2 separate regions of the Homo sapiens genome follow, and region 2 is linked to region 1. Evidence: read pairs that join two places in POLR2A ChIA-PET (ENCODE). Cell type or tissue: MCF 10A. All regions are shown on one strand. Each heading gives the region's core, and the rest is flanking DNA. Links, peaks and the distances in the headings are about the cores only.

Region 1 (5,380 bases), core at 101-5,100:
CATACCCTGTTCTGAAACGAGTAATAATTTTTAATGTTTAAACACAACAAAGAGCATATTAGTTTCATTCAACTTCAACCTTAGCAATAGGTATTATTTTAAACATTTTTGCAATTTAGTTATATAAATACTATGATGTAATTTGCATTTCACTGATGTCTATAATATATAAACATTTCTCTGTTTTTTATATTTCCTGTTAAAATCCTTTATCCAGGAGCACCTTAAGTGTTTTTCTTGTACACTTAAAAGTTCCCTTTCATATATTTAAAAGTTTCTGTATGTATTTTAGACATTAACTAACATTTTTGTAATAACTTCCCTACTTGATTATATATTTCATGGTACGGGAGTTTTACATCTTCATAAATTTGGTGTCATTATTCCATCATCCTAGTATTTCAAAGCTGTGAATATTATTCTTTCATGTAAGATTAAAAATACCATTCTATTTTTTGCCACTTTAAAACAATCCATATGTACCTAGAGCTAATACACACACAGACGTGTTTTAAGCAAGGAGCCGATATCAGTATATGAATGTATTTAAGGAGAAACATGATTTAGCATCTCATTCAACAATTCTCTTCCGTAAGTAGTATTTCATCCTTCCCTGTATAGTAAGTAATTTGAATATGCTTAAGCTGAAGATGGAACTCTCTAATTTTTTACAGCAAAGGAAGGGGTCACAGGACAATACTTAGGGAACAAACAGGCCAGCATTATCTCAATCTCATTATTGAGAAATAATGGTATCTACCTCGCAAAACATGGCAAGAATTTGAAAATAATATCTTCAGTAATTTGAACTATGAAAATGAAAATGTTTAAATTGTATTAGAGTAAATCTGACTGTGAAACATATTACATAAAGGAGATAGCTGTGCATTTATTAAGTGATCATTTCATCCAAATAAGTATTTTAAGCTTTTGAATGTTGTGTGGGAATCACCTGCAAAAAATATGGAAGTTTCAAAATATGGGCAGAAGGATAAACACCAGCTTCTGGATAGTGGCTGCTTTTGGAGAGATAAGGGAAAGGGCTCATATTTACATATAGGGTGGGTTTCAACAGTATCTACAACATTTTCTTTCTTAAGAAAGATAAAACTGAAACCAACATGGCAAAATATAAACATTAAATCTGGGAAGGGGTATATGGGTTCTGTTATATCTGCACTATTTCTACATGCTTTAAATAGTTTATTATTAAAAATGCTGAAGAGTTGTAGATTCTCACAATGCTTATTTATAAACTGCAAAATATTGGAAAAACCCATTACAGATACATATACACATATGTACATACCTGATAAAGTACAATGCTATACGCACAGATATCCGTTTCACAATCTGTCAGCATACTGAGTTTGTAGGGCTTAAGTATTTGGAAATTACCCATGAGAACTTACCCCTTTCTGCAACCGTTTCCTTAAGAAATCTGAACCTCCAGGCTTTTGTCCCAGATGAGGATATCTTGCTTTTAATTTTGCTTCTTCTGCTTTCTCTGGACTAGTCACTTTATCTTCCATTTCCTAAAATAATTTCAAATAAATTACTTCTCTATTACAACTCAGTTATTTAAAATAATTCACCTTTAAAAATCTGGATTCTGAATTCTAGTTGTTAAATGCCAAGTACCACAGCATCTGACTAAGAAATCAAACCCAGAAGCCTTTAAAACATCTCTATCTTGTTTTTCAAAAGATCCATGTGATAGCTCTATTATAGCTGTGATGCATGTGTAACACCCCACACACTGGATAAAAATATCAAGATAGCTCAGCTCTGAAGTCTTGCTTGCCATTACTTTTCCAGTCATGTATAATACATTTATAGTTAGTCACCTTCTATGGAACTCTTCAGTTCTTTGCCTATATTTAGAGAATCATCCTAATACTGTTAAAATATACAGAATTTTTTCTATTTATCTAAAATTATGTATGATTTGAAGTTAGATTCTTTACTAGAAATTAACAGCAGCCTACTTATCAGTACATTTTTCTTGAATACAGATGATCCTGATATTTGTTTTTTTATAATAAATTTTTAATATTTTTATTATTTTAAATAATAGAGATGGGGTCTTGCTATATTGCCTAGGCTGGTCTTGAACTCCTGGGCTCAAACAATCCTGCCTCGACCTCCCAAAGTCATAGGATTACAGGCATGACCCACCATGCCTGGCCCATCCTGTTATTTTTAAAGAAGAGAAACATCATTTTTGTCAATCCTCACATCTATGTATATCATTGCCTAACTCTCCCCCATGTTTAAAATGACAAACTCTGTTCATGTCAAACATCCTATTCTTTAATATATCAAAAACCTGTTTCCTGACAGAACTATCAATTCTTCCATCTATTCACTTTGAACAACAGTCTTGATTTAGTCTGCTTTCTTTCAAAGTGCTATATTTAATAGGGAAGGAGTGTTTATTACTTCATGGCAAGTACTGCAGAAGAATTAATCAAGAAAAACAGACTGGGCACGGTGGCTCACTCCTGTAATCCCAACACTTTGGGAGCTGTGGGCGGATTGCTTGAAGCTAGTAGTTCGAGACCAGCCTGGGCAATATGGACAAAACCCAACCTTTGTAAAAAAGTTTAAAAATTAGCCGGGCATGATGGTACATGTCTGTGGTTCCAGCTACTCAAAAGGCTGAGGCAAAATGACTGCTTAAGCATGGAAGGTTGAGGCTGCAGTGAGTCATGATCACACCACTGCACTCTAGCCTGGGTGCATACCCAGGTCTAGCGAGAACTTGTCTCAAAACAAAACAGAAAAAAAAAAAAAAAGAAAGAAAAAGAGAAAGAGAAAAAGCTGTACTGAGATAGATAAACCGGGCAGCTGGCAAGGCACATTTTCTAAGTAATGGACTCATTTCTGCACATTAAATCAGCAAAATCACATACCTCTGCCTATCTTGAGCCTTCCAGGTTACTTAGGAATAGTCAAAGCAGGAATGTTAAATCCATAAATGTCAAACCTATGTTCTTATATAGCAAGCAAACCATTTATCTATCTAAGCACTGAAAGAAAAAAAAACTTCATAAAATTTTGGCATATATTTCACTCAAAATTATATTCATACATTAAAAAAAAAAAAAAAAGATGAAGATCCTGTTTCCCTTCCCTTTGTACCCACGGGGGGGAAAAAATTACAGGTCAGGCCATATTGCCCAAACTGGTCTTGAACTCCTGGCCTCAAAGCTATCCTCTCACCTCAGCCTCCCAATGTGCTGGGATTATAGGCATGCACCACCACATCCAGCTCTCATACATGTTTTATAATCAGCTTCATTCACTTTATATATTATCAGTATTTCATCCTGAACTGCTTCTTCATTTGTTGTTAGATCTTCTCATTTTCAGTCTCGGAGAATTTTGAGAAAAAAGCTGCTTCTGTCAAATACTGTTTTCTGTGGAGCCTCTTTTTATGTTGCAGATTCATCCATTTATGTTATCTCTTTACAGTGGCCACGTCATTCACTCACTTGACATGCACGACATTCAATTATGTGCACTTAGCCAGAAATAGAGAATTTAAATAGTGGTGAGTCTACCAGTCATTCCATTCAAGAAGGGTATGCTCCAGAGAGGTAAGTGTGAGGTATGTGATGCAAACCTGCCATTCCCACGTTAGTCTCTCGTTGGGTATCTTGCAGAGCATAAGTACATCAACATGCTGTTTATCATTGCAGTGTTTAAAATCTCAGCCCGTACAATACAAGCCTATTACCTTAGCTAGCACTCAACTTAAGAATCACCCTAGCCATCTAGCCATCTGTTCAAACGCTGGACATAAAAGTGACTACCTGCTCTACTGAGAATTGATGGGGCAGTCTCCAATATGATTATGCCTTCTCTAGAATTTTGTCAAGGGTGATTTTAGCTATATGTGATTTTTTTCCCTTACTAACATTAGAACCTAACCCCATGTAAGATATGACTATACCATATTCATCACCAAAGCCAGAGAAATAAACATAAATGTAAGATTACCAAGTTTAATGTAGGAAGGCGGGCTGAGTCACTGCACAGCTTCGATGTGGCTCAGCCCTCACTGCAGATATCTACTGCAGCCCAAGGGTGTTCTCAGTGCTGCAGTTTAGAAGTGGATGTGGGAGGAGAGGCCTACTCTTGGGTTTCCCTGCACAGCTGGCTTCAAATAATTTTGGCTGAAAAGGATCCCAAGCTAATTGTCACCCTTTAGTCCCTGCACCTTCAAATTAAGGGTGTTACTGGAGTCCTACATTTCCAATAAAAATTCAGCTTTCTTGAGCCTAGGAAGTGAGAGCTCTCCACTTCTTCCTTTGATTTGAAATAGTTCTCCAAGTCTAATAGTTCCCCGAATTCCTTAAAAATTTTTAAAGGAAAATTGTATGTAGGTAGCAACTTACTCTGGTTTCCAGTGTTTCTGCAGGTTTCCTCCATTTGATATATAAAGGAAAATACCTTGTACACAATCCGGGCATTCCCTTATTTTCTTTTTCTTTTTTTTTTGCCATGTTGGCCAGGCTGGTCTCGAACTCCTGACCCCAGGTCATCTGCCCGCCTCGGCCTCCCAAAGTGCTGGATCACAGGCATGAGCCACTGGGCCCAGCCGCATTCCCTTGTTTTCTTAATAAGGAATACATTGATATATCATATTAAGCATGCTTAATTAAATTAAAAAATGTTTGGGTAAAACAGCATCTATGAGCTGCAAATGTCATTTATATTTAGAATGAATTTATAACATGTCTTAGAAAAAAACAAGCCGATTCTTGAACTTTCTTGCCAAATACATAGCACAACTGAAAGCCCCTGCTAGCTGCAACTTCCTAACTGGATTCAGAATTTCAGTTGGATTTAACAGGGGGGAAAAGATGACCTAATCTAGATTTTTAAATGTGGTAAACACCATTAAGACTTCCACAAAAGTTTTCATGAATCCTACAGAAACATTCTACAGAGCTAGGCAGTTCTAGGACCTTAATGATAAGTTAGTTCAAGTGCTTGGACATGCATTAATATTCTGACAGTTACTGAGTTCTTATTAGGTTCTGTCAACGGCATCTATGCCAGATTAAAAGGCATGAGAGAAAGAATCCATTCTGCTCCTGGTGATGCCACCACCAACAGCAGACAGCAGTCGCCCCTGTGAGCTCCTACAGAGGGACATATGGCAGATAAACAGGGGCTCTAGTAGCAGCTACACGACAAGGGAGGCAGACGATGGTGGACTCTGAACAGTACTCATCCTTGCAGGGTCAAAGGCTTTCTGTAATCCTTACCTCTGGAAACACCATCTTCCTCCCTTTTGTTCCTCTATTCCTTCTAATAATTTGTAACCTTATTCCCTAAAAATCATATTCCTTCCTTTTTAAAAACATGC
Region 2 (5,380 bases), core at 257-5,256, 270 kb before region 1:
GGAGTGCAGTGGCGTGATCTCGGCTCGCTACAACCTCCACCTCCCAGCCGCCTGCCTTGGCCTCCCAAAGTGCCGAGATTGCAGCCTCTGCCCGGCCGCCACCCCATCTGGGAAGTGAGGAGCATCTCTGTCTGGCCGCCATCCCATCTAGGAAGTGAGGAGCGCCTCTTCCCGGCCGCCATCCCATCTGGGAAGTAAGGAGCGTCTCTGCCCAGCCGCCCATCGTCTGAGATGTGGGGAGCGCCTCTGCCCTGCCGCCCCGTCTGGGATGTGAGGAGCGTCTCTGCCCGGCCGCCCCGTCTGAGAAGTGAGGAGCCCCTCCGCCCGGCAGCCGCACCCTCTGAGAAGTGAGGAGTCCCTCCGCCCGGCAGCCACCCCGTCTGGGAGGAGAAGAGTGTCTCCGCCCGGCAGCCGCCCCGTCCGGGAGGGAGGTGGGGGGTCAGCCCCCGCCAGGCCAGCCGCCTCGTCTGGGAGGGAGGTGGGGGTCAGCCCCCCGCCCGGCCAGCCGCCCCGTCCGGGAGGGAGGTGGGGGGGGTCAGCCCCCCGCCCGGCCAGCCGCCCCGTCCGGGAGGTGAGGGGCGCCTCTGCCCGGCCGCCCCTACTGGGAAGTGAGGAGCCCCTCTGCCCGGCCACCACCCCGTCTGGGAGGTGTGCCCAACAGCTCATTGAGAACGGGCCATGATGACAATGGCAGTTTTGTGGAATAGAAAGGGGGGAAAGGTGGGGAAAAGATTGAGAAATCGGATGGTTGCCGTGTCTGTGTAGAAAGAGGTAGACATGGGAGACTTTTCATTTTGTGCTGTACTAAGAAAAATTCTTCTTCCTTGGGATCCTGTTGATCTGTGACCTTGCCCCCAACCCTGTGCTCTCTGAAACATGTGCTGTGTCCACTCAGGGTTAAATGGATTAAGGGCGGTGCAAGATGTGCTTTGTTAAACAAATGCTTGAAGGCAGCATGCTCGTTGAGAGTCATCACCACTCCCTAATCTCAAGTACCCAGGGACACAAACACTGAGGAAGGCCGCAGGGTCCTCTGCCTAGGAAAACCAGAGACCTCTGTTCACTTGTTTATCTGCTGACCTTCCCTCCACTATTGTCCTGTGACCCTGCCAAATCCCCCTCTGCGAGAAACACCCAAGAATGATCAATAAAAAAAAAAAAGAAAAAAGAAAAAAAAAAAAGAAAAACTAACAAACAAACAAACAAACAAACAAAGTTCACAGTTACAAGTACTAGACTAGGACAATGCTGGATGAGGAACCTATCTATTAGTTAATATAAATCGCCTTACTTAATCAATAAAACAGAAAAGTCACTGGATGGATATCAATCATGACTACCCCTAAATCATTTGAGTTGCTTTAATCCTTAACAGCTAGCAAAAAGCAGAAGCTTGCCGAAACGTGACATGGATGTGTAAGTTTTGAGAGAACGAGAATGGAAGAATGACCTGGCAGGCAGTGACACACACTCTTGTGCAGATAGGACGATGGAGGCCTCATAAAGAAACACACAGACACGCCTGTCTCAGGCACACACACCCACACCCATCCTTGTTGCCACGGGCTACACAGCTCCTACCCCAGGTCTGCTATTGAAAATATTTATTACTAACGTCATGAAGCTTACTTCATTAAAATGGATTAGGAATGGGATCCTCATAAGAGACACCTGAGAGTTGGATGTATTTTCTACAATATGTACCTATTACTTTCATAATCAGAACAATGAATGTTAATCTTTAAAGGCAAATATCAAAATATATGCCCCCCAAAAGAATTGTACATGAATTACCAAATTTATCAAGAATTGGCCACTACAGAGTCTCAGAACTGATTATCTACTCCAAGTTGTTTGTCAAACTCCTTTTTAGAGCTGCAGAAAGCCTACTTCAAAAGGAAGTTCTGGCCAGGCGCGGTGGCTCACGTGTGTAATCCCAGCACTTTGGGAGGCCGAGGTGGGTGGATCACCTGAGATTGGGAGATTGAGAATAGCCTGACCAACATGGAGAAACCCCGTCTCTACTAAAAATACAAAAGTAGCTGGGCGTGGTGGCGCATGCCTCTAACCCCAGCTACTTGGGAGGCTGAGGCAGGAGAATCGCTTGAACCCGAGAGGCGGAGGTTTCTGTGAGGCAAGATCTTGCCATTGCACTGCAGCCTGGGTGACATGCGTGAAACTCCGTCTCAAAAAAAAAAAAAAATTAAGTTGTAACAGCTGGCTAAGCGAAGCTGGTGAAAGTGGAGGTGTTCTGATGGGAGCTGGAGCTGAGAGCCCTGGGGGCCTTCCAAGGAAGCCTGGGCTCTGAGAAGTAATGTGAAAGTCACTAGGCCAATCAATCCTTTTGTTTAACAGAGCCCCTAACTGAAGCCCAGAGAGAAATAACTCACCAAACAGCAGACAGAGTCTCAAAGGACCAGGACTCCAGCAGAGCTAGGGCCTGTGACTCCTAGTTTGAACTCCGTATTAGTTAAGCGAATCTGGCCCTGAAAGTAATCCTGAACTCTGAACTGCAACCATCTACTTGAGAGTCCATGTGCTCTCCTAACTATAATTTAGGATTGGTTTCAGCTAAAAGTGGTATTAAATGGCAGGCAGTATTAGGACATACGTAACCACTGACGGCTTCTCTTCTGAAGACCAGTGACTCCTCAGCCCAGTACCCCAGGCCGCCCACACCCTGCGATCCTGGTGCTTCTGCTGGCATTGAGTGCCCTGCAGCTGAAACCCAGCCTGGTAAGTAAACAACGGTGAGTTTACTCAGCTCCGGGTAAGTTCCACCCATTCATTCCTGTCCCCTCCTCCCTCACATTCCTCTACCCACAAAGCAATGCTTCAAACTGGAGGAAGAGTTAACTTTACAGCATTCATCCAAACAGATGCAGTCCGCAGTTCATGCAAACAATGTAACCAGCTGTCAACTGACCTCCAGAATATGGGGCCTTCCCATGAGGCAGGAGTCTGTGGACTGGGATGGAACAGCTCGCCAAGCCCTTCAGCGGAGCCAGGAAAGAGAGGGCCACCTCCCAACTTCCCTGAGTGCCCTCCCCATGCCAAGGCGCCAAGCTGAGGCAGAGGCTCGGGACCACTGAACCTTATGAGCTCAAGACCATGCCAGCCACCCCCCCAAGGCACACAGGTGAGATGAGAACAGCATCTTCTCACGCCGCCTGCTTTTCTGAGGGATCTTCTGGCATGAGCCACAGAAATGACTTGAAGACTTATATGGAAGATGGGACAAGATGGGACGACATGTGTTTCCCTCCTAGAACCGCTTTCTGGACTGGGAGTGTCCACACTCCAGGTCAGCCAGGCCAGATTGTCACACCATGCCCCTCTCTTCCTCCTCCTCTTCATTCGCTCCTCATGGGCCCCTCCCCTGGCTCCCCTGCCCCTCCCACTGCCCCCCATGTCCGTGTCTCCCAAGGTCCTTCCCAGCCTCTTCTCATGATAGGCTGTTTCTGGAGAGTTCCACCCAATTCCACAGCTTCTGCAACTGCCTGGCACCTGTGCATCTGAGACCTCCCACCCAGATCGTGCACTGGAGCTCTACACCACATTTCCAATTGCCTCCAAGATGTCAGCCCCTAAATGTCCTCATAGACTCATAAATTCCAAACTCCAGTGATGCCGACGCTCCTCCTTCCTAGCTCTCTTGCCCCTCATGTCAGAAGCCTGGGACAGTGCTGGGCACCCCTCTGTGTCTCCACCCCAACAGCCCAACAGTCACCAGGTGCTAGAAAAGACTGCCTTTTAAAAGCCCTCTCCTGTCCGCCCCTGCCTACCAGCCCCCTTGCCATGGCCATAAGTCAGCCCCCAACCCTACCCCCACCAATCCTCTCTTGACTGGTGCAGCAGCCCCCGGAGGCTTCCTCAGCCAGGCTGAGCACGAGGTTTCTTTGGGCAGACAGACTCTCTCATCCGTACTTGATTGGAATTCCTGTGGGTGGGGCCCGGCAAGAGAAAAGCTTTGAAAATCAACCCCCACATGGGTTTTGAGGAAGAGCCAGGCCTGGGCAACCAGCATTCTGGCCAATTTCCTGCTCAGGCCTCACCCTCTTTTCAATCCACCCTCTGCCTGTGGCCACCCAAAACCACTAGCACTTTCTGGAACATGGCAGGCCTTCTTTGGCTTTCTGCTGTGTACTTCTGTTCCTTCCACCCTAGCCCCACCCATCCTCTCCCCATCCAAGAGCAAACAGCTCTGAACAGTCTGGAGTAGCTGGAGACACTCCTCATCTTGGCACTCTCCTTGCCACTTGCCATCTAGCAGAGCTGGATGCTTCCCTTGAGCGCTCTCTGCTCCTCCCCCAGGTATCTAGGCTGCCTCCCATCTCCCCCACTGGCATTTGAACTTTAAGAGCCTGGTCTTTGTGCTTGGAATCCAATGCAAAGGCTTCCCATAACTAGCACTCCATAAACAACTTTTGAACAAAAATTCAAATTCCCAGTGGTTCAGTTGCACCAATTAAAGACTAAGTATTTCAGTCTTTTCATCCCTTTTTTTCTCTTTGAACTACCCATACATAATACAATGGATACATTTAATTTTCCAGAGTTGTTAATGGTATATAGAAGTCTAAAAACTATTTAGAATTAGCCAAATTAAAAAAAAAATCGTTACGCTGAACTTTGACCTCATTTTAGACAGGGGCCCTGGACTGCTAGTCAAGACACTTCTTTTGACCTTGCACATCTGAGTTTCAGCAGAACTTTGAAGATATTTGTGAGTTCCTCTTGCACAAGTGAAAGAAACAGATGGTGGAATGACTGTAGTGAACCTGTCACTACACAGTCATAACCTGAGTTCTAATTAATGAGCAAGAGCAACCTTTAGGAAAAAAAAAAAAAAAAGGTCTCCAGAGGCATGCCACAGAGCTCTACCGCCTCCCCTTTCATTCAACACTTTCACCAGTATCGTAGATGAAAAAACAAAACACATGTATCAAACAAGCAGATGAAATGATTGATTAGCTAAAGATGATCAAGATTCAAAAGGTTTTTACAAGCTACAGAAACGCTGGGCACTAAACAAAACAGAAAATTTTATAGGGATAAATGTAAAGTCTGTATTTAGGTAAAAAAAATCAACTGTATTATAATAGCATCAGTATTTGAGTAATCTTTATTAAGCATTATGTGTCAGGTGCTGTGCTAAGGATTTTACACGCCATTAATCCTCATAGTGACCTCCTCAGCTGGTAAGCATGATTCAGTCCATTATACTGGTGTGGAAACTCAGGTTAAGTAACTTGCCTGGTGTCACCCAGTTAGTAAGGGGCAGGACCAGGACTTGATTTGACCCACCAGGGGCAGAGCATGTACCAGCTCTGCTTAAAGCACTAACATAATGCCAGGATACACTGAGGGATGCTCACAA

The links. Peaks named below come from ENCODE experiments on the same cell type or tissue, not always from the same donor. Only the 100,000 strongest peaks of a DNase experiment are listed, where the experiment ranks them.
Region 2: POLR2A ChIA-PET joins it to region 1 with 5 read pairs; 3 of 35 experiments call an interaction of 5 or more read pairs at or near these places.

The regions. Positions count from the first base shown.
Region 1 is chr15:52,555,688-52,561,067 of GRCh38, forward strand. ARPP19 (cAMP regulated phosphoprotein 19) reads right to left here. Exons shown (of 3, transcript NM_006628.6): 2 at 1,413-1,535. Among named protein-coding and RNA genes, the nearest start is that of ARPP19, 11 kb to the right of the region's middle. In MCF 10A, for the core only: no CTCF peak of the experiment used is centred there; a DNase peak (open chromatin) is centred at 2,684.
Region 2 is chr15:52,285,789-52,291,168 of GRCh38, forward strand. The region is part of intron 1 of MYO5C (myosin VC); the gene reads right to left. Among named protein-coding and RNA genes, the nearest start is that of MYO5C, 7.3 kb to the right of the region's middle. RefSeq lists an enhancer at 317-1,073. In MCF 10A, for the core only: no CTCF peak of the experiment used is centred there; a DNase peak (open chromatin) is centred at 2,723.